2 separate regions of the Mus musculus genome follow, and region 1 is linked to region 2. The links are chromatin loops, found by intact Hi-C in ENCODE. Cell type or tissue: left cerebral cortex. All regions are shown on one strand. Links, peaks and the distances in the headings refer to the core of each region. The heading gives the core; the rest is flanking DNA.

Region 1 (11,093 bases), core at 2,147-10,146, 170 kb after region 2:
TTCAGCAAACAAAAGTGCCCAGCATTTAGAACAACTCTTCACAGCTCAGTTAGGCAATGTAATTTTTAAAAACTTACTTAGATTGATTTTATTTTCAAATTTTCGCAAGGACTTGTCAATTGGAGTAGACATTTTGGCTGAATTGTAGTTAGAAGTCTGTCGGTTTGCCTACAAGAAATTAGTTTAAAATATGATTAATGGTAAATTCAAGCTTCCGGTTCATAATTACATTTCTTTCTCCCACCACGCGTATGGATTCAGGGAACAACTTTAAAAGCTGCCTTTCTTCCCAGGGTTGAACGCAGGTTGCAAGGCTTGACACCAACTGCATTCACCTACACAACAATCCCCCCGCTCCAGCTCAGTTAGTTATTAAGGCATCATCACATACAGGAGCAACTAAAGAAGAAACAAACTTTAAGACTGTTTTCTAAGGTTCTGAGAGCTGGAGAGATGGCTCAGAGTTAAAGCCACTAGCTGCTCTTCCAGAAGAGCTGGGTTTGATCCCCAGCATGGATGCTCACAACCATCTCTAAGTCCAGTCCCAGGGGGATCCAAAACCTTCTTTTAATCTCCTTGGGCACTTCATGAACTGCCTGCACATGGAAAAAAAAGGCATTTCAAAAAGAAGGCTAAGGTTACTGACACAGAACACAGGTCACATGTTATGTTCTTCAATGTATTTTTTGTTATTATGAATAATAACTAAGTTGGATTTTTAGAAATTTAGTTGGCTTGTATGTTTGATACCTGAGTCATCATTTACCTTCAAAGGTCCTTAGTAAAGAGCTACGGCTAACATTAGATTTATTTTTATTTATTTTATGTGAGTACACTGTCCCTCTCTTCAAACACACCACAAGAAGGCATTAGATCCCTTTACAGATGGTTGTGAGCCACCATGTGGTTGCTGGGAAGTGAACTCAGGACCTTTGGCAGAGCAGTCAGTGCTCTTAATGTCTGAGCCATCACTCCAGGCCCCCCTTAAATTCATTCTTAACTGTGTATTTTAAGCCTGACACTTCAAGAAAAGGAGTGGGGAAAGTAAGTACGAACAAGGTTCAGCACTTACACTGGTGTCCTGTACAACCGTAAGTAACACCAAAGAGAAGCAGAAGCAATACCCAAAACTCATAGCGAATGCAATACAGATTTCAAAGACAGGCGCTTAGCCAGGTGGTATTGGTACATGCCTTCAATCCCAACAGAGACAGGTAAATCGCTGAGTTCAAGACTAGCCTGGTCTATGGATTGAGTTTCAGGGTAGCACAGACATACACAGGAAAACCCTGTCTCAGGGAGGAGAAAAAAAGTGTTTAAACTAGTACAAAACAATTGCTGATTCCCTCTTGCATGAAACTCTGAGGCTTGGTTATCTTATCTGTAAAGAACTTAAAGAGATTTTCTACTAAATTTAACATGAACTTTGTTTTAGAATTAGTTATCTGAATTTATTTTATGAAGGTTTTGCCTGCATGAATGGATGTGCACCACATGGTGTCTAGTGCCCATAGATGCCATAAGAGAGCATTGGATCCCATGCAACTGGAGTTACAGATGATAGTGAGCTGCCATGGAGGTGGTGGGAATTGAACCCAGGTCCTTAGCAAGAGCAACATGTGCTCTAACCCACTGAGCTATCTCCTCAGCCTCTTTAACTTTTAAAATAACTTGGCTTTGAGATACAGAGCAGTAGTACTTGCCTAGTATGTAAAGGCCTTGGGTTTGACTCTTAGCACCACAATAGGTAAAAGTCAGACCGTATCACATCCATGCCAGACTGACTGACTGGACTCCTAGGATACATGGTAGGCAAGTGCTCCACAAATGCACTGTGTGCCCAATTATTATAATCACCAGGAACAAACAGTTACAGTAGCCAACAGTACTATATATATATATACAGTGTAACACAGTCCATGATGAAATTATCCAGTCTCACCAGTGACTTAGTATAGGAGTTACCAAAACTTACTTTGTATTCCAGGCTGGCCTTGAACTTGGGATCCTTCTAAACCTCTTCTTCACAGGTAGCTGGGGCTACAGTACTGTACCACCAGCTCAGCTACACTTCTCTAGTTACCAATGAGTTTCAATATTTTTCCCCCTGCTGTGCTGGGAAGCCAGGAACAGACCCCAGAATCTTTTGTACGCCAGCCAAATGCTTTACTATTGAGCTACATTCCCAGCCCCATTTCTGTTCCATAAATGGTCTACAGTTAATAGTTTAGTTGTGGCTTTTCCTTTGTATATTTTTAAGTTCATTCATCTTATGACACTTCAGTAACTATTAACATTTACTGATTATTGAAAGAATCCAAATACAAGAAATTATGAGAAATATGAAAAGCACAAAGAAAGAAAAAAAATCAGTAAAAGCCAGGGCTCTAAGACAATATATCCTACAGAATCACAAAGCCTTTTTAAAAAACTACATGGCCTGGAAAGATGGCTCAGCCCATAAATTATTCTCATTCAAGTCTGAGAACTAAGTTCAGTCCTCAGCACCCACATAAAAAGGCAAACTCAGTGGCAAACATCTGTGATCCCAGCACTGGGGCAGATGAGAGAGAGAAGGGTGTCTGGAAGACATGAGCCAGTGGCTGGCTAAACAGTGAGCTTCAGGCTCAGTGATGTCAGGACTGGAACTGGATCCCAGCACACACATAAGAACCTGCTTAGATGTTGTGGATCCCTGTTTAGTTATTTATCTGTAACTCCAGCTCCAAGGGAGGGACTTGGTATCCACTTCTGCCTTCCCCACATGCGCACAGGTATGTGCACACACATGTGTATACACTCACACAGACACATCCACACACATAAAGAAAAGATGAAGTGGAGAACTGTTGAGGAAGACACCCGGCCTGTCCCCCTCTCCCCCCACACACACACTGGAACACAGACAAGCAGATAACACAGATTTACAGAATTCCTTACACACCTGATAGTTACTGCCGCCATTCCAGGTACAACCCTTGGTGAGTTTTCCAGTTGCATCGTCCAAGTACCAATCATCATCATCATCATAGTCGTCTTCCTCATCGGTCTCAGCGTCGCCCTTCACCTCTGCTGCAGCATTCTGGAGGCTTTTAAGTAGAACGCCGCCATCTTCTGCATGGATTGGCTGCAGTTCTTTGTTTTCACTAGGAACAAGAATGTTCTGGCATGTTTATCCATCCTCCAAAGGGAAAAACACACACATACACACCTTACGTTCCCCAATCTGCTCCGTCTTCTTAACATCAAGTTCTCTGTCTCCTCATCTGCAGCAATGCTTTATTCTCCACGTCCGTGTACCGTCAGTGGGTGTTGGCTTTGCTTTTGCCTTAAGTCAAGTTAGAATTTACACTATCATCTTGGGTAAATGAACTGACTCTGACTAGTGCACAAGACCAGACTCTAGTCAAATCATTCATACACCTACTTTCAGGGGTGTGTGTATCAAAATTTGCCTTTCCTTAACTCTCTGTAATACCAGGAGCCGTAGCAAGACACTCCTAAGACACAAATAACTCCAAATCACCTTTATTTATAAAAGGAAGCAGTGATGGAGAGGCCCAAGACTACACAGTGAAGTGGGCCAAGTATAGGACAACAAGGGGGGACTATCAAGAGAAGTGGTCTAGAGAGACAAAAGTACAGCCAAAGGGAGGAGAGGTTCACAAAAGATGCAGACCCTGTTGTTACTGATCTTCCTAGTTTTTCAAGAAGCTAAAACACTCAATATTTATGTAATTTTTTTCACATAATTGCCAGGTTCAATTTTTTTTAAAACATTGTACATTCCAAACAAAACATATTTACCACCAAATTCAATAAAATTCAATTCAGTGTTGCTAGCTTTGACCTTTCCTGCCTCTGTGTCCCAGGTGCTAAGATTAAAGATGTGTGTACCTCACCTGACCATAAAAAGAGCCATTTTTTTTTCTTCTAGTTCTGAGGACCCAGAGCCTTTCCCTCTCTAGGTAATCACTCTGCCACAGACCTAATCCCCAGCACCTCAGGCCGCCCCGCCTCTCCCACCCCCTTCCCCTTTGTTGTTTAGTCTTGTTTGAGACAGAGCTCCCTGTTGGGTCTGGCTGCCCTGAAGACACTATGAAGCTAGAGCTGACCTTGAAATCATCAATATCAGATGCTTCTGCTTCTAGAGTGCTGGGATTAAAGACGCTGTACCACCACACCTGGCCCCCAATGGGTCTTAAATAAGTTCAGTCGTCAACTCCAATTTATTAATTGGCTACAGCCCACAGGGCTTTAAATGCCCACGGGCATGAGTAGGAAGGAGACTATCATTTGATAGCTGCAGTTTACTAGGGCTTCATAAGTATCATACATAAATTACTCTTCACTTACAAATCTAATAATCTAGACAGGTATGTTAAAGGCACAACTATGTGAATGCTCTCAACTAGTCAATCCTCTGCTGTGAGGTTGTCTTATGCGGAACTACCTACCAGATACCACTAGTGTCTCAGCCCAGGTGTGACATATAAAAATGTCTCTGGATTGGTGCAATGGCAAAATCAGATCCAGCAGAGGACCATGGGTGCAGTCTCACAATATCCTGCGTGTATGGGGCCTGTGGGCAAAGTAAGCTTGTCCCTTCTTCCCACTTAAACGCTTCCGTAAGGATTTCTCTGAGATGATGTGCCCATTCCTCAGTGGAAGGCTGGAAATCTCCAACATCTCCGGCTAAGCCCTACTTACCCTCTATTTACCATATGTTATTGATCACTCATTTTTTTCCTTTGTACTATTCACCAATTTTAATTCAAATAATTTACCTCGTGTGAATATCTATCTCCCCTAGCAGAGGCCAACCCCTGTGGCAATCAAAACGGTAGTCACCAATATTTCCCTACCACTCGATCTGACACACAGAGTGGTCAATATATATACTTATCACAACCGCTCACAATTGATGAATAAAATCTTCCTGACTATAAGGTACGCAAAACTCTTTGTTGTTTCAAAATGGCTATGTGTAAATTCTCTTTTCTTTTGAACGGGAAGTTTTCCGTCACTGCTTGCTTTTGGACCTCACATCCAATTTCACCACAAAACCTCAACACTGCTACCTCGAAGTCGTTCTACGACAGCAGCTCTAGGAGCCATCCGGTTTGAAGCTGGTTATTTATTTATTTACTGATTCTCTGCTCCACTCCTCTCTACGAACATCTTCTACATGACTCACCAGTTCCTTTAATTCATAAATCAAATGACGGATGCTCTGTCGCTGCAAAAGCCCTCCTCTGGCCTGTAAGACCTGAACAGGATCTTAACTCCTCACAGTCACTTGGAAGGCTCGACCTGGCTGGCCTCCCTTTTTTGCCTCAATTCTCTCCGCTACGCTGTAGGTGCTAGCCTCTTGGTTTGCCCTCCTTTCCAAAAAGACAGTAGTGACTTGATTTGTCTTGTTCATCATACTCGCAGAGGTAAAACTTTTGCTCACTGTGTATGGAAGCCTGTATGAAGAAAAGAAAGGAAAAAAAAAAGGCCCACCTTCCTCAGTGGTCCCCAACTCTTGCTTCTCTGCTAAACGTCCCGGGACCCACTGACAGGTAGGTAGCTTTCACAAGCTGCTCACCCCGAGAAAAATCCAAAGCCGTCAGCTGTCAGCTCCCCGAGCCCAATGTGGAGCTGGCGGAATCGGAGGAGTCCCTGTGTCACCACCGGCCGCCTACCTGTCTGAGGAATCCGCGTCGTCAAATTGCCCGGGGACCACCGAAGCCATCCTGTCCAGACTGCAGTCCATGGCTAGGGGTGTGAGCCTTCGGCGCCCCTGAGGCCGCGATCGGAAGAGCCTGCTTCCCACCTAGAGGATCCAAACGCGTCTCCGCGATTCCCGCCCCTCAAATCCCTCGGCAACCGCCAGGCCCAAGAAGGCAACGACCAGGCGCCACCGGGGTGTCAGGATACAGGGTTTCGGCAAACGCGGCCACCAACAGGCCGGAAGTGCAACGCCGGAAGTATGCCACCAGCAGGGCCTCTCCAAACCCTAGTGCCCTCAGGGAGCATGCGCGTGACGGTGGCCGGGAAAGACCAATCCGCGATGTGAAGTGGGCGTGGTGCGTTGTTTGTAGCGTGGGATGTGTAGCTCTTGTTGCTCCCCAGCCTTTCGTTCTTGCTCCACCATGGCGTTTACGGTCATAGGAAGTCAGCCTGTTTTTTTTTTCCTCCGGCTGCTCCTGAAGACTTGCGTCCTCTGACCTTCTTCCTCTGGACCCAGGTGCGGTCCGGAGGACGTCACACTGGGGCGTTCGAGCGCCCTGCGACGCACCAGTTGGTGCCCTCGGTGGGGACGGTTGGAAGGTGTTCTCCCTCCCGCGGAGCCGGTGTGCCGGGAGGAAACCCGGAATCCTTAGCCTGAGTCACAGAAGCTCGATGGATCATGGAAGTGAGCACACTTTTGCTCTCTAGAAACGTTGGTGCGTTGTTTTGAGATGCAATGATACAAGTGGTTGGTTTTTGTTGTTTTTTTTTTTTTAAGTTGGGAAGTTCAAGGTTTTTTTTTGCGTTTGGCAGGAACTCTTGTGACACCTCTTTCTGCCTTTATTAAATGTTAAAATGTTAAGTATTATCTAGCGCGCGCTTGTGTATGCGTGCTCCGTGAGTGAAGTTCAGAGAATAACTTGAGGGCTTACTCCTTCCACCTTGGGCTCCGGGAACCGAACTCTGGTCGTCCGCGCTTTTTCCTGTTCAGCCATCTCACAAGCCCTCATTATCTTCAAACGGTTTTAACTCAAGCCGAGCGGTGGTGGCACACGCCTTTAATCCCATCCCTTGGGAGGCAGAGGCAGGCGGATCTCTTGAGTTTGAGGCCAACCTGTTGACAGGAGGGGCTACACAGAGAGACCCTGTTTCCTCGAAGAAGAAGAAAAAGAAAAGAAAAAAAAAAACAAACAAACAAACAATGGATTTAGGTAGAATGGCTAACCAAGCCTGGGTGGTGGTGGCTTGGTTCAGCACCTGGTTGGGCCAGTCACAACTACTATAATTCCGGTTCCAGAGGATCCTACACACACATGGCACGGGTATACTAAACAGGCACATACATTTTTTAAAGTGTAGTTGCAAGTCACAGGCCCATGGAAAAGAAACATTTTGCGTTTGGAAAGTGATTTAAGGCACTAACACATCCCTGTCATCGAACAGGTAGTGTTTATTTGCAGGACGGGAAAGGTGAGCCCAAGGTTGAGTCCTCCAGCAGCCCTGCCTAGCTTCCTTAGCCTACTTGGTTTTTTACAGTTTACCAAATGATGACATCGATTTGAAAACGTCTTCAGTAAATAAGTAATCTAACAAAGTCATCCAGGCAGACAGGTACTAAGGATAGACTGAGACAATCTGATAATATGCCACTAGAATGGGGGGTATTTTCAGCCTGTGTTTTAACTGTGTAGACCAGAGTTTCTTAACTAAAGATCATGGCCCCATAATGGGGTGGGGAGAGTCATGATAAATTCTCCACACCCAAAACTTGATTCATAATTTAAACGGTGGGGTGAATCTGACAAATTTCGGGCAATATTCACCCATGATAACTTCACACAGCTTTCACTGTTCTCACCACTATACCAACTCACAGCAGCAAACTGCCTGAAATACCTCTGTTCAGATTTGAAACTTATATGTTCCTGTTAGGGTCCAAGAATAGCTGAAGGAAGACCCCAGACTCAAATAGGATGCACAGGCAAGAAGAGTGTTTACTGAAGAAATTACCAGCATTCAGGGGCCAACCATTTATCAAAACGGCAACCACCTGAGGGGCTCATGGACCCCTTTAATGGAGGGCTAAGAGAATTTTCCAGAAGGATTAGGTAACCTCCAATAGGGGGGCAACGCAGTAACATTAGTACAATTCTGATTGGTTGTTAACCTAGTTTCATTGTAATTGCTGAGACCAAAGAATTTTGGAAACCAGCTCTGTTCTGGCCTTGTTATCTCCTCCAGCTAGGTGGCCTCCAGCAGTTCCAGACTTAGCCTCCCTAAGTCAGGGCCATCTGACTGAAGGCCCATTGTCAGCAACTCCTGGGGAACCCAGTGTGCCTCCCAGGAAATGAAAATTTTATTCCCAAGGCTTTGGACTTCTCATTATGAACTGCAGAGTTTTTTTTACTGTACATTGCAGTTTTCTGGTCTTACAGAAATAATCGTTTCATTACAGAAAGCAGACCTAATGTTTTCCTGGTTCCATTTCTCAGCAGATAAATATTAAAATAGTATATCTTTGGATGGTATTATGTCAGATAAACACATCTAATTAGTATGTAAATTTGCTTTCCTATTTAACAGGTAGTAAAATTATATGTATATCAAAAGAATTTTAAAATAAATTTCTGTATAATTTATTATCAGTAAGTGTTTTGTTTGTAATTCTACTTTATGTGCATGTAAACTTTACATAGTGAGTAGGAAAAGTTTTAAAAGCCATGAACTAATCTATCCCACTAGATGTAAAAAGAGAAGACTGTAAATAGGAAAATCAGGGGCTAGAGATGTGGGTGCAGCTGGGAAAGTGCATACTGCTCAGACAAAGGACTGGAGTCTGGTTCCCAGTGCTCAGGTCAGGTGACCCCCCTCTTCCTGTAACTCCAGCTCGGACACCACTGGGGACACCACTGGCTTCCCAGGACTCCTTGAATCACAAGCACAGACATGCACAGACATACAAATACATGCACATACATAATTACATCTAATAGGAAAATTAGGCCCAAGAAAGAAGAGAGCTGGCATGGAACAGGACTGGTGTGTGTGCAGGAAGTATTGAGAAACTCTAGACTCCTTGCTGGACAATTACAATGTGGATATGGAAAGTTAGTGACACCCTTGCAGCTTAAGACTGAACAGTAGACAGTGGTGACTTATGAGAGAGCAACGCAAATATACCATCACAGAGACTGTAAAGCTAGACAGTTGGTGCGCTGGCTTTTGCCAGCTTCATACACTATTTGAGTCACATGGGGAAAGGAAAGCTCGATCTGGGGGCTCTCCATCAAACTGCCCTGTGGGCATTTCTGTGGGGCAATTTCTTAATCATGTATTGTTGCTGGAGGGTCCAGCCCACTGTGGTCTGGGCCATTCCTGGGTTGATGGGCCTGGGTTGTTTTTAAAAAGGTAGATGAGCAAACCAATAAGCAGTGGTCTTTTCCAGTTCTACTTGAGTTTCTGCCGCGTTCCCTCAGTGATAAACTGTGAACCAGAAGTAGAAGCCACAACCCTTCCAAGTTGGTTTTGGTTATGTTTGTTTGTTATAGCAACAGGAAGCCAACTCTGGAAGGTTCGAGGAGAGGCACAGGCTCAGTCAGACGGCTGGGATGTTAGAAAGCATCCCTTTGTACGGAGTAGTACTGGGTAAATGATGTGGATGTAGGGTTTGAATGCCTCATGGACAAACAGAAGAATTTGGATTTTATGGCTACACCTACATATCCTATCTCCTGATGGATGTGTATAAGAATACAGATCAGGGGGCTGGAGCGATAGATAGCTCAGCCATTAAAAGCTAGGTGCACAACCAAAAATATAAGAATACAAATCAGGACTGGAGAGATGGCTCAGTGCTTAAGAGCATTGACTGCTCTGTCAGAGGTCCTAAGTTCAATTCCCAGCAACCACATGGTGGTTCACAGCCATCTGTAATGGGATCTGACGCCCTCTTCTGGAGTGTCTGAAGACAGCTACAGTGTACTCATAGACATAATATTTAAAAACAACAACAACAAAACACAGATCAGTAGTGAGGACAGGAGCTAGAATGAACACGTGGATTATGGACAAATACACAAGGGAAAAACAGACAGAGTTGGATAACAGTAGCTATGGGAGATAATTTAGGACTTCTACCATGCCTCTAGGTTTCCAACTTTTGTCTAACGTCATGAAGGTAGACCAAAATGAAAGCAGAAACTGAGGCTGAATATCATGGGGGCAGCTCATAGTTCCAGCAATCAGAAGGCTGAGGCAGGAGAATTGCCATGAACTTACGGCAGCCCAGGCTACAGAGAAAGACCCTCTCTTAAAAACAAAACAAATTTAAACCCAACAGGTATGGGGTAGGAAAACCTGTACAATGTTGGATTTGACTTAGTGTGTTGAAATAGCAATAAATAGAAATTTTGTGAAAACTAAAAAGTTTCTGATAGTAGTTTGGAAATAGTAGAACTTCTTTGCTTTGCAGAACATTATTAGATAGAAGCTACACACATTGGCTTGACTTTGGCCAAGTCACTATTTGCTGTGATACCAAGTTGGAAAATGGCATTTTAAAATCTAGAGTAGTGAACTTTATTTTTCAAGAAGTTCTTATGTGTGTGCCTGCATAACACATGTATTCGGTTCCCAAGAAGACCAGAAAAGGTGTCATATCTCCCAGGACTGGAGTTATAAATTGTTGTGAACTACAATCTGGGTGCTGGGAATTGAACCCTGGTCCTCTGAAAGAGCAGCCAGTGTTCTTAACCTCCGAGCCATCTCTTCAGCCCCTTCCTTAGCCTTCTTACTGTGAAAAGGGAAAGTAGGGAAAGTCTTTGCACACATGGATTGACACTAAAAGATTGTCTTTCTCTTTTGCTTGCTTGTTTTAAAGAGGCCTTCTGTCACTTAGCGGTTAGAAATACGGACTCTTCACACGTTTTGGTCATCATCCCTGGCAGTGCAAAACAAAAAAGGAAAGTTATTGCCTTCATCTTTGGTTCCTGTACATTTTGAAGTGGATACTTGCATGAAATTTTAGAAAGTATGTCAGAGTCGGAAACAATAAATGTCAATGGTCCCTCTCAAGACTTCTCCTACTCAGACTCGCCCTTCTGTATGGAAGCCAGCTTCTCCTCCTCAGACCTGCTTCAGGTGTGCAATCTACAGTAGTAAGTTTGGAGACATAGTCCAGATTGCTCTCATATGAACAACTTATTTTTCAAAATTACGAGGGATCATAAAGGATCTCTGGTGGATGCAGAGGGAAAGTGCATGCAGTGTTCTCAGTCTTTTTTTTTTTTCTTCGCTTTTTTTTTTTAAGATTTATTTATTGTTATATGTGAGTACACTATAGCTGCCTTCAGACACACCAAAAGAGGGCGTCAGATCTC
Region 2 (11,093 bases), core at 1,399-9,398:
TGTGATTACAGGAGCAAATACCTTGATTCACGCATTAGCTAAAACTACAACACTTACTCTGGCTATAACAATCACCATCTTTCCCAGCTGTAGTCCTAGCTTGTTTAATTATCTGGAACTGTGAATCCTTATCTGAAAAAGAAAAACCAACATCATTACCTATAACTTCAATAAAAATTCTTTCAGAGCCCAAAAAGTGATCAGACTCCAATTAGTTCAGAAAAATATAATGAGGCATTCAGGACTGACAGGTACAAATTGAAGAAACTAATAAGTACAATCAATTAGAACCCAGACACCACTTGGAATATATTAAATATATCATAGTTTTTGCAGACTAGAAAATCTAGGTTCAATCTCCACGGCCACACAAACTAATAAAGACTCTCAGGCAGTCAAAAGTTACACAACCATCTAAGTGGAATCAGGATGTTGTTTCCTGAGGTCCATCAAGGCTTTAGCCATATCCTGCACATAGCTGGCACACATTTCCATCTTCCCTCATCTTCAGTCCACTCTATGGACTGTGATCCCACCCTCCCTCGTATCTTCAGTTATATTTTTGTTATAACCAAGAAAGGAGGCATGTACTCTACTGTATAATTTGTTTGTATGTTTTTGTAAGATGGGATCTATTATTGCAACTCTGGCGGTCCTACTCACTACAGAGTTGGTCTTGAACTCAGAGAGATCTACCTGCCTCTGCCTTCCCACCATCCTGGCCCACTATACAAAATGTTGCAGGATCTTTACTCCCAGTTAACATAAACCCAGTTCATTTTCATATCACATGAAGTATCTTTACTGTTTTAATTCCTTAAGCTTAAGGAACTCAAGGTCATAAGCCTGTCTATAATATCCATTTTTTTTTGCTAATTTAAAAAGAAAAATATAAAACTAGGCTATTTCAATTATAATCTAATATACTTACTCAAAGTAACTGAAGGAATCTTCAAATTTTCATAGAAAAAAGTAGGATTGTACATTTCATTCTAGATAGTAAAAAAACAAAAACAAATTTCAATTAATATTGTTAAGGATTGCACAGTTGGCTGTTTTAAGATTTGAGATAAATAATACCACTATTTAAATAAATAACAATTTGTGATGTTAAACACAATACCATCTACTCTACAAGGGCTCACAATACACTCTCCTGACTTACTAATGAATGAATTTCTTGACAGTATATAATAAACAAATGCTACCTCTTCCTCTTTGGTATATCCCAGTTTCCTCAATCTGCAAGATTCCATGTGCTTTGTTAGTGATGATTTGGGCATGCGATGATTGGAATCATAAGGACATATGGCGATTTCATCCTGTAAAAATTAACAGAAGGGGGAAAATAGCATTTAAACAACAGCCTAGTACTTCCTCTTCTGTGGGCCTCAATCCCATGTGGGTGTTTGTATTAATAAGAAAGGGAGGGAGGGAGGGAAGGAAGAGAGGGAGTTCTCTCAATGCGTCTTTCTAAAGCCTCTGTCCTCTCTACAGCCCTTCAAAGTTTAGCATTCACTATCTCCACAGCCTCACAAATAGCCATTCCTCACCTCTGCCACAAGTACCTCACTGGCACTAGCCACCAGCAACCTTACTGCCACTGATGCCAAAGAACATGTCATACTTGTTGTCTTAGAGTTCCTAGTCATGGTCTATTATCCAAAGCTGTGCTGTCAGCTTGGTATCTTCTCTCTCTCTCATTCTCACATTCTCACGCTCGCTCGCTCTCTCTCTCTCTCTCTCTCTCTCTCTCACTCGCTCACTCGCACTGTTGAGCATAGGCATATGTGTGTAGGGATCGTGTGTCAATGAGCATGTGGAAGCCAGAGACCAACATCAAGGGTCTTTCTCAGTCACTCTACCAGGTAGCCAGCAAATCCCCCACTTCCCCAGTACTGAGGTCACAGATGTTTTTACTGCTGTTCCTGGTTTATACTGGTTCTGAGGAAATCTCATGCTTCCGAAGTAAGCACTTTTATCAACTGAGCCACCTTCGCAGACTTTGTTTTGCTTGCTCGTTTAGAGACAGGCTCCTACTATGTTGCCCAGGCTGGCTTTGAATTGATGGCAATCCTAACTCATCCTCTGGAGTGCTGGGATTACAGCCATTCGCTGCATCTAGCTCTTGATAAATGGTTCTGTCTTTCTACCTGTCTGGTTCTTCTTTGGTCTCCTGCAGTCTGTACTTCATTAAGTCTAATCATTAACCTCTTGTCATTCAACACTACACTTCCTAGCAATACTCTGCCTTCAGCTCTCAATTTCCTGAATCTATCTCATCAGGCCAATGTTTCTCTCCTTAGATCCTTACACTAGGAACCACAAGTGGCTCAGTGGGCAAGGCACTCAACAAGAACGTCTGATGGCCTAAGCTCAACTCCTGGAACCCACACAGGGAAAGAGGAGAGAGAAACAGATTCCACACAACTGCCCTGACAGACCCCCACACCATACACACACAGTTAATTTTCTTTAATCTTTATATTATTATTAAGTACCTTATACTAAAAGTCCAACATAAACAAAAATAAATTCAATATATTCATGGTCTATGTGATGGTTAATCTTAGCTGTCAAGTTAATAAAATCTAGAATCACCTAGAAGGTGGGCCTCTGGGCTTAGGTCTATGGAGAATCATCTTGACTAGGTTAATTGAGGTTGAAGATTGTGGGTGGAACTATTCCCTAGACCAGGTTCCTAAACTGTATAAAAGGTGAAAATGAGCTGAGCACAAAGACTCATTGCTCTTCTTGGTTGCAGATGCAATGTTACCAACGGCTTCACACTCCTATAGCTTTGACTTCCCTATCATAATAGACTTTACCTTAAACTGTAAGCCTTCTTAGTTTTGTGTCTGTTGCTGTGATAAAACACCTTGCAAAAACAACTTAGAGGAACGTGTATCTGGCTCATCATTCCAGGTTACAAGCAATTCTGCAGAGAAGTCAGAGTGGCAGAACCTTGGAGTAGCTATTCACATCCACAATTATGGGCAGACAGAAGGAAGACATGCAGTGCTGGTGTTCTGCCTTTTTCTTCTAATTCAGAACAGAGCCTAGTCCATGAAATAGTGCTGCCTACCTTCAAAGTGAATTTTCCCACCTTAGTTAACCCAGTGAATAAAGCCCTTCTGGGGGTGGGGAGGACCCCACAGGCCAACCTAGACAATGCCTTACTGAGACTCCCTTCCCAGGTGACTCTGCATTGTGTCAAACTGATCATCACACCTTCCTTTCTTACCTTGCTGTGGCTGGGTGTTTTAATCACAACACCACAAAAGCCTCCTAGCACTCAAACTTGCCTTCTCCCGTTTCAGTGAAAGGTGTCACCTGCTCAAGAAAAACCTGCCTCTTCCCTAACCACCCACACCCAAGCAGCCACCTAGTCCTGACATTTTAACTCCTAAGGGTCTTTGAAATCCCAGAGTTCTCTCTAGCCCCAGTGCCACTTGACCAATTCAGAACGTCACTGTTCCTTCTCTGGATTACAACAGCTATCTTACTGCTCCCCATCTCTGCTTCCAGGATGGCTGCTCTCTACTACATTCTACTACACTCTCCACCATGTAGCCATTTTGGAAACCCCAGCTCTCCCATTTACTAACTATAAGAGGTAATATAACTAACTTCTCCTTGAGCTACTTTCTTTTTCTAAAAAAAGAAGCAATGGACCCTTATCTCACAAAGATATCATGAAGATTAAATAAATATAAATATCTGGGTTTATACACAGAAACCATTTGAAGTAGGGCTTGGTACTCTGCACTAAATACATATTAGTGGGTATTTTATTAAAACACAAATTTAATTTGGATATTCCCTGACTTAAAGTCTGTCTATGCCTCCCCTGTTGCCATTGTTTTTTCATAAAAAGGCAAACAAACAGAAAACAAGATTCTCCAATGTGCCTGACAAGGGCCTTTATAAGGCTCCTTATAACCTATACAGCCCCTACCTGCTACCATTGTACTTCCCATTTAGATCATGGAGCAAAGGCGGGGCTACAAGCAATTCTCCTCCTCATGTTCTAACCATCCTTAAGCACTTGAGGCTCTCTAATCTTATCATCTAAGCCAGGACTTCTAGGTCTGCTGATGCTTTCTCTGTGCTTGACCTAACTAATTCTACTCAGTTGTTGTTGTTGTTGTTGTTGTTATTTTGGTCAGGGCTGGGGAGATGTCTCAGTAAAAGAAGCAAAAGGACTGGAGTTCAAATCCTTAGAACCCATGCAAAAAATGGGTATGGTTAATATGCACCTGCAATTTCATTGTTCCCACAGAGATAGAAGATAGAAGGGAAAATAGCCAGAAGCTCACAGGCCAGCTAGAATGATGATGGCAATATCAAGACAACAAGAGACCCGAAACAAGGTAAAAGTTGAGGACCCATTACCCAGGCCATACCCCCACACATATCCATAAGTTTGTTTTTTTTTTTTAAGATTTGTTTATTCATTATATGTAAGTACATTGTAGCTGTCTTCAGACACTCCAGAAGAGGGCGTCAGATCTTGTTACGGATGGTTGTGAGCCACCATGTATGTGGTTGCTGGGATTTGAACTCTGGACCTTCGGAAGAGCAGTCGGGTACTATTACCCACTGAGCCATCTCACCAGCCCCCATAAGTTTTTTAAAGGCTTATTCATTTAGGTATTTTATGTATATGAGTGTTCTTCCTGTATACCTGCACACCAGAAGAGGGCATCAAATCCCATAGGGTTTGATGAGCCATCATGTGGTTGCTGGGATTGAACTCAGGACCTCTGGAAGAGGAACCAGCACTCTTAACCGCTGAGCCATCTCTCTAGCCTAGCCCCACGCAGATTTTAAAGAATATACTTTTCTAGATGCTTTTTCTGACCCATCATAGTCTATAATAACCAGTACTACAAAAATTTCAACTCCCCCCATTACAGACTTTGCCACACAATAACAGCTGTCATTTCTTTACCCCTCCCCCCACTGTTACCATGACAAACTCTACAAGTGCACATGAAACATGGAAATTGATTAATTATCTGGACTAGTCTCAAAACTATCAATGTCATTTACCAGATTTTTTAAGCCAGTTACAACAGTGAGTATCAGATAATCATGTACTTCACGGTTTACTGGATAATCTGGGAGTTTTACAATGGACTTTCATATAGCGGTTAAGCAAAATACACCTCAGAAATCAGAAGGCCTGCAAGTCCCAGTTGCCAATCCCACTGGGATGTTTTTGTTTCTTCATTTGTAAAATGCTGCCAATTATTCTAGCCTCCTTGGGATACGAATTTTAAATGAAGTAACGCAGTGCCATTTAGAACGTGTTAAGTGTTAATATCACGATGTTGTCTAATATCTCGATAATAAATGAAGGAGTGGTGGGGCCCTCCATTCTCAATGGTCTGGAAATTTCATAAAATTATCAATTCATACCTCAAACTTTTTCAGTTGTCCCCCAAATCCATTTTTACAGCATCGTTACTAGGCTTTAAGCCATGAACTATATTGGTTAATTCACAACTCCAAATATACTTGTAAAGGTACAATGAAGGGTTTTTTTTCTTTCCAATTTCCACTTCAATTTTAAGACAATGGTGATTAGCTTGTACGTAAATTGCATATATCTTAAATATTTCCATCGACATATGACTTAAACCTTGTTACTGCATCATAGTAAATGAAGAGGGTATAAGAAATCACCGCGCAACGCAAATTCCCTCTATCCTGCACCTATTAAATAAGTCAGGATAATTCACTCTAATACACTCCTTAGGGGTCCGCTACTAGCTACCATTCCTTGGTGGCGCCCTTTAATCGTCCCACAATCGGTCCTGTCCGAGTGGGAAGCGTCCGGGTTTAAGATAGAGAAAAGTGAACACTGAATCTAACGCAATGCAGAATCCTTATATCATGACGAAGCAAATCGCCAACCTCAGCAGCAGCGCCCCCGGGATATGCACCGGACGAGCCCTGTCCTCCCCTGCATCGCACCGGGATGGAGAGAAGTGGGCTCCCCGGGCGCCTTTCCCACGGCGAGAAGTCAGCGGCCCGGGAAAGGCCGGGCAACCTCGCCCCTCACCTCGGCCTCCGCCTCGTCCCCGGGGTCCAGCTGATCCAGGCTCCATCCCAGGGACGCCGTCACCTCCTCCAGCGTCCGGCAGCAGCTCTCCACAAACTCGCTCAGCTCCTCCTGGAGCCGACGCCGCTCTTCCAGAGGAGGAGGTTCGGTCTCCATGATGGCAGCTCACCTCAGGCAGGAAGAGGCGGAACTGCTGGGCGCGCACGAGCTTCTGGGCGCGCACGGGCTTCTGGGAGCCGTGGGCGGGGCCCCGGGATGGCGCCAGCCTATCGGGAAGAGCCGACGGGCAGGGCGGAAGCGGTAGTTTTGAAAGGTGTTTCCACGCTCTTCTGGGTTTAGTTTGCGTAGCAGGTTAGAACTTGCGTCCCAGCTTTGAGCATCATTCCGCTGCTCCTTCGATGTTTTTAGGAGAAATTATTTATATCGGCAGGAAAGTTTAAAGAACAACACAGAAAGTGTCAGTGTAGCCTTTCTCCAGCTCATTAGCGTTTTCCCTCTTACAATTACTTCTAGATTCTTTATCCCAAATGCTATTATGCACATCCTCAGAACATTTTCCTACATAATCACAATGCATGATCAAACAGAAAATTCCTGAAACGGCTCTTCAAATTCTTTTTAAAGCAATTTATTATGTTTTAACCAATTGGCTATAATTGGTTATTATTTCTTAATTTAGAACAGGACTGGTTAAGAGCATTGACTGCTCTTCCAGAGGTGTCCTGAGTTCAGTTCCCAGGAACCACAAGGTGGCTCACAACCATCTAAAATGGGATCTGATACCCTCTTCTGGTGTGTCTGAAGACAGCTACAGTGTACTCCTATACATTAGATAAATAGATAGATAGATATATCTTTAAGAAAGAAAGGAAGAGGGCTGGTGAGATGGCTCAGTGGGTAAGAGCACCCGACTGCTCTTCCGAAGGTCCGAAGTTCAAATCCCAGCAACCACATGGTGGCTCACAACCACCCGTAATGAGATCTGATGCCCTCTTCTGGTGTGTCTGAAGACAGCTACAGTGTACTTACATATAATAAATAAATAAATCTTTGAAAGAAAGGAAGGAAGGAAGAGAGAGAGCCAGGCTCTTGGCCAGCACTTGGAAGGCAGACACTTGGGAGGCAGATTTCTGAGTTCGAGGCCAGCCTGGTCTAAAGTGAGTTCCAGGACAGCCAGGGATATACAGAGAAACCCTGTTGTGTGTGTGTGTGTGAGAGAGAGAGAGAGAGAGAGAGACTGTGCTGGGGTATCTAAGAGACCAAATTCCTGTCTGAGTTACATTTGGCTTCTCCTCCTGAGAGTGGTGGTCCTGAATTCGAAATCACTAGGTGGTCATTGGCCACACTGTATTCACTGAGACTAAATGTTAGTTCAGTGACAGTTTAACAGTTTGTAAAGCATCCTGTTAACAACATAGAATACTGTAACTCTCAGGTAGTAACATGCTGTCTTGAATATTTTTCATGTAAAAAGTGCATTTTATGATATTTTGCATATATGTCTGTGTACCACATGGATGCCTGTTGCCAGAGTAGCAGTTAGCTATGCAGTCATTTTTCTAAAAGGGGAATTTGATATAGATAAGCTCAATTCAATAAAAACCAAATATAAACATTTTTGTTTATAATAAAATTATCAAAAGCAGGTTTATGAGTCATCCTGGAACTCACCATGTGGTTGTGTCAAATAACCAATTTAATAACAAGTGTGTCAGAAGCAGAAACCTTATGGATGATCACGGCGTGCTTATCTAAAGAAAGGTCATTGCTAATAAAGACACACGCTACATGTTCATAATAAAAATCACATGAAAAAAACACTATTGTCACAGGCATACTCAGAGGCCCAACTCAGGCGATTCTAGATTTTGTCAGCTTCACAGTTAACACTAACCACCATAGTATAGTGTTCTGTTCACATCTTAAAACTTAATTCATAGGTGGGGGTGGGGGTGCTGAGGCTGGGGGGAGGGGGAGGGGAAATGAATTAAGTTTTAAAATTGAGCATTATTATTTCATTATCATAATAGTTCCTGTTACTATCCAAATTTGTCTGAATTTGGCCAGTGGAAGTCATCTTCTTCCATCCCCCATGTCTTTGACACAGCTCTTTTATTATAGTGTCATGCACTTTGCTTTATACACAAGTGTATCTCTTCCCTTGTACGACTCCACATTTAATCTTCCTGTATTGTTTTGATCCCTAGAACTGAATCACATTTGCCTCCATATCAGATCTTTGCTTCTCTCCCCACATCGTTTACCACCAGTGGAAGAAATAGAAAGGGAAATTTTGGCTGCCAATCATTTCCAATGGCATAGTTCCCACCTTTTAATTTAAAGGAAGAAGAAGAAGAAGAAGAAGAAGAAGAAGAAGAAGAAGAAGAAGAAGAAGAAGAAGAAGAAGAAGAAGAAGAAATAGTAACTTTAGTCACTAACCGATAAGAAATGACTATTATGAAGAAAACATGGCAGCAGTCAAAAGACAGCCAGGGTTGAGTTCTAGAGCCATTAGTCACACTCCTCTCATGCTGTCCCTTTTATCTTAGTTTCATAGCCAAATGGTAGGTGTTAGATTACAGACCAGCTAACTGTGTCCCTTCCCTGCCCCTTCCCAAGAATTCCCAGAATTCTGGCTGCAGCTGATAAATGCCTGCTGTGGAGGTTAGAGCACACAGCAGACGAGCTGGAAGCAAGCCAACCTAACCCCCTCCCACGCCCATATCTGCAAGGTAAATTTATGGTTCTACCCAGTACCTGGCTCCTTGGCATGTAAGCCAAGTCAGATTAAATAATACGATGTAGAATGTCATGCCAACTCTCCCAAACTAAAAGTCAGAGAATCTCCTTTATTTGAGGGATTTCCGTGGAGGTATTGTCTGCTCCAGTTCTCCCCATCCACGATTTCATGAGGGAGATCTTTTCTACTCTTCCACTTTAAAGCTTTCTTTCCTAATGCTGTCCTACCCCAAGGCCTGATCATGGTCCCTAGTGGTTGTGAGGTTTTCTCTCTAATAAATCACATTATGGAAAGAAATGGGTCTTGGCTTCCTTATTTATCAACCCCACAGCTTCTTCCCTTTTTCTGTTGCTTGTACCAACAGGGAAACTGTGAGAACAACTTTGGAGATGCCAAGATGACTGTTGTTAGATTTCTGTTTCTATGGCTGCCCAGTGTGTGTGAAAGAAATCAAAACTCAGCCCAGGTGAAGCATGAGCTGTGTCTTAGACAGCCCTGTGGTTTTTGGTTTTGTTTTCTTTTGTTTTGTTTTGTTTAAAAAAAAAAACTTTAGAATGTATTATCGATGTGTGCTGGTTAGCTTTTGTCAACTTGGCACGAAGAGTCACCTGGAAAGAGGGAATCTCAGCTGAGAATTTGATTCTGTCGGGTTGGTTTGTGAGCCTGGCTGTGAGGCATTTCCTCAATTAATGATTGGTGCCAGGAGTGCCACACCTGGGCAGAAAGTCCAAGATTATAAAAGCAAACAAGCTATAGTAGTGACCCTCTGTGGTTCCTGCTTGAGCTCGTGCCTATGGGATGTAGTAAGTCGTTTCCTCTCCGGGTTGGTTTTGGTCAGTGCCACAGCATGTGTGTGGAGGCCATAGGACAATTCTGTGGACTCAGGTCTCTCCTCCCACTTTTCATGGCTTCCAGGGATCAAACTCTAGTCTTCAAGCTTGCACCGCAGAGCACTCTTATGCTCTGGGGCATCTTGCCAGCCCAACAGTCCCATCTCATCTCAGAGTTTAGTGACAGCTTTTACAGAAACCTGGAGAATGTAGGAAAGATTCACCAGCTGACCCTGTGTCTCTGGTTGCTCTTCCAACCCGAGGAACCACTCCACACTAACGTTATGAAACTGCCTCATCAGCTTCCTCCTGCTGCTTATTTCAACAAGAGTTCTGTTCAATTAAATAGATGTAGTTTTAAAAGTTAGTATTATATTATATAAAGTATACTTACTATTCCTGTTGATACTAGAGTCACCCTATGTTTGGTCAATGGAGGCCAGATTAAGATGTGCCCGCATGTGTCTTTGATGTATCCCCATTAGTCTTTCTATGCAGGCTTCTATTATGGGCTGAGGTGGGGTCTCCCCAGCATCTATATTCAAACAGTCACAACGTGACTTTGTTTGGAGGTAGGGCTATTAAAGAGATGAGATCAAGCAAAAGTGTGAAGTTGAGGTCCTTATTTTTTTTTGTAAGTCTTTATTAAAGACACCTCTCTCACACAGCACAAATCGGAGTGAGAGAGAGGCTAGTGTGACTCTGTGCAAGAGTGACGTGCAAACCCACAAAGCATTCCATCCTTTATACCACAAAAATAATGGCACGTCCGTGCTCACTGCTGGGCTACTCACAGCAGCTAGGATACAGAAGCAGTCTAGGAATCAACAGATGAATGGGTACCAGCAAAACCTGGTAAATACACATGACGGAATTCGGAATTTTACTCAGCTGCGGCATGTGTAATGAAGGTGCACAGAAGTGGACGGAACTGGAGACCATTACGTTTAGACAAAGTAAGCCTGATCCAGAAAGTCAAACACCATAGTTTCCCTCATATGCAGAATTCAGATTCGTGTGTGTGTGTGTGTGTGTGTGTGTGTGTGTGTGTGTGTGTGTGTGTGTGACAAGAAAAAGGATTGAGAGGAGGTGTGACCCAAAAGGACGGAGAGTGATGGAATACATGTGACATAAAAGCAGAAGGGGCCGAGCAGTGTTAGCTCATGCCTTTAATCCCAGCACTTGGGAGGCAGAGGCAGGCAGATCTCTGTAAGTTCTGGGCCAGCCTGGTCTACAGAGTGAGTTCCAGGAGAGCCAGGAGTGTTCCACAGAAACACCTCCCCCCATGACCCCGGTCTTGAAAAACAAAACAAAACAACAAAGGAGGAGGGAAGGGCTGTTTTGGGGGAGAGGGAACCAGCGAGGGGAGGAGGAGTATGAGGGACAAATGACAGTAAAACAAATGCCATGATGAAAAGGATGCTCAGCTGCAAGCAATCATCGGTCTCAGCAG

Evidence for each region. Hi-C counts contacts between places; a loop is a spot of excess contacts. Peaks named below come from ENCODE experiments on the same cell type or tissue, not always from the same donor. Only the 100,000 strongest peaks of a DNase experiment are listed, where the experiment ranks them.
Region 1: a loop joins it to region 2, with 2.9 times the contacts of the local background. A loop is called at or near these places in 3 of 42 quality-filtered maps.

What each region holds. Positions count from the first base shown.
Region 1 is chr13:38,032,126-38,043,218 of GRCm38, reverse strand. It overlaps Cage1 (cancer antigen 1), which reads left to right and starts at 6,282. Exons shown (of 13, transcript NM_027724.2): 1 at 6,282-6,400; 2 at 10,595-10,854. The coding sequence starts at 10,747. Riok1 (RIO kinase 1) reads right to left here and starts at 6,230. Exons shown (of 17, transcript NM_024242.3): 1 at 5,688-6,230; 2 at 2,945-3,146; 3 at 78-168. The coding sequence starts at 5,758. In left cerebral cortex, for the core only: a CTCF peak has its summit at 5,940; a DNase peak (open chromatin) is centred at 6,036; H3K4me3 peaks cover 2,269 bases; H3K27ac peaks cover 1,205 bases.
Region 2 is chr13:38,200,106-38,211,198 of GRCm38, reverse strand. It overlaps Snrnp48 (small nuclear ribonucleoprotein 48 (U11/U12)), which reads right to left and starts at 6,260. Exons shown (of 9, transcript NM_026382.2): 1 at 6,071-6,260; 2 at 1,209-1,322; 3 at 932-992; 4 at 58-132. The coding sequence starts at 6,226. In left cerebral cortex, for the core only: a CTCF peak has its summit at 4,706 (motif pointing right); DNase peaks (open chromatin) are centred at 5,982 and 6,295; H3K4me3 peaks cover 1,646 bases; H3K27ac peaks cover 596 bases.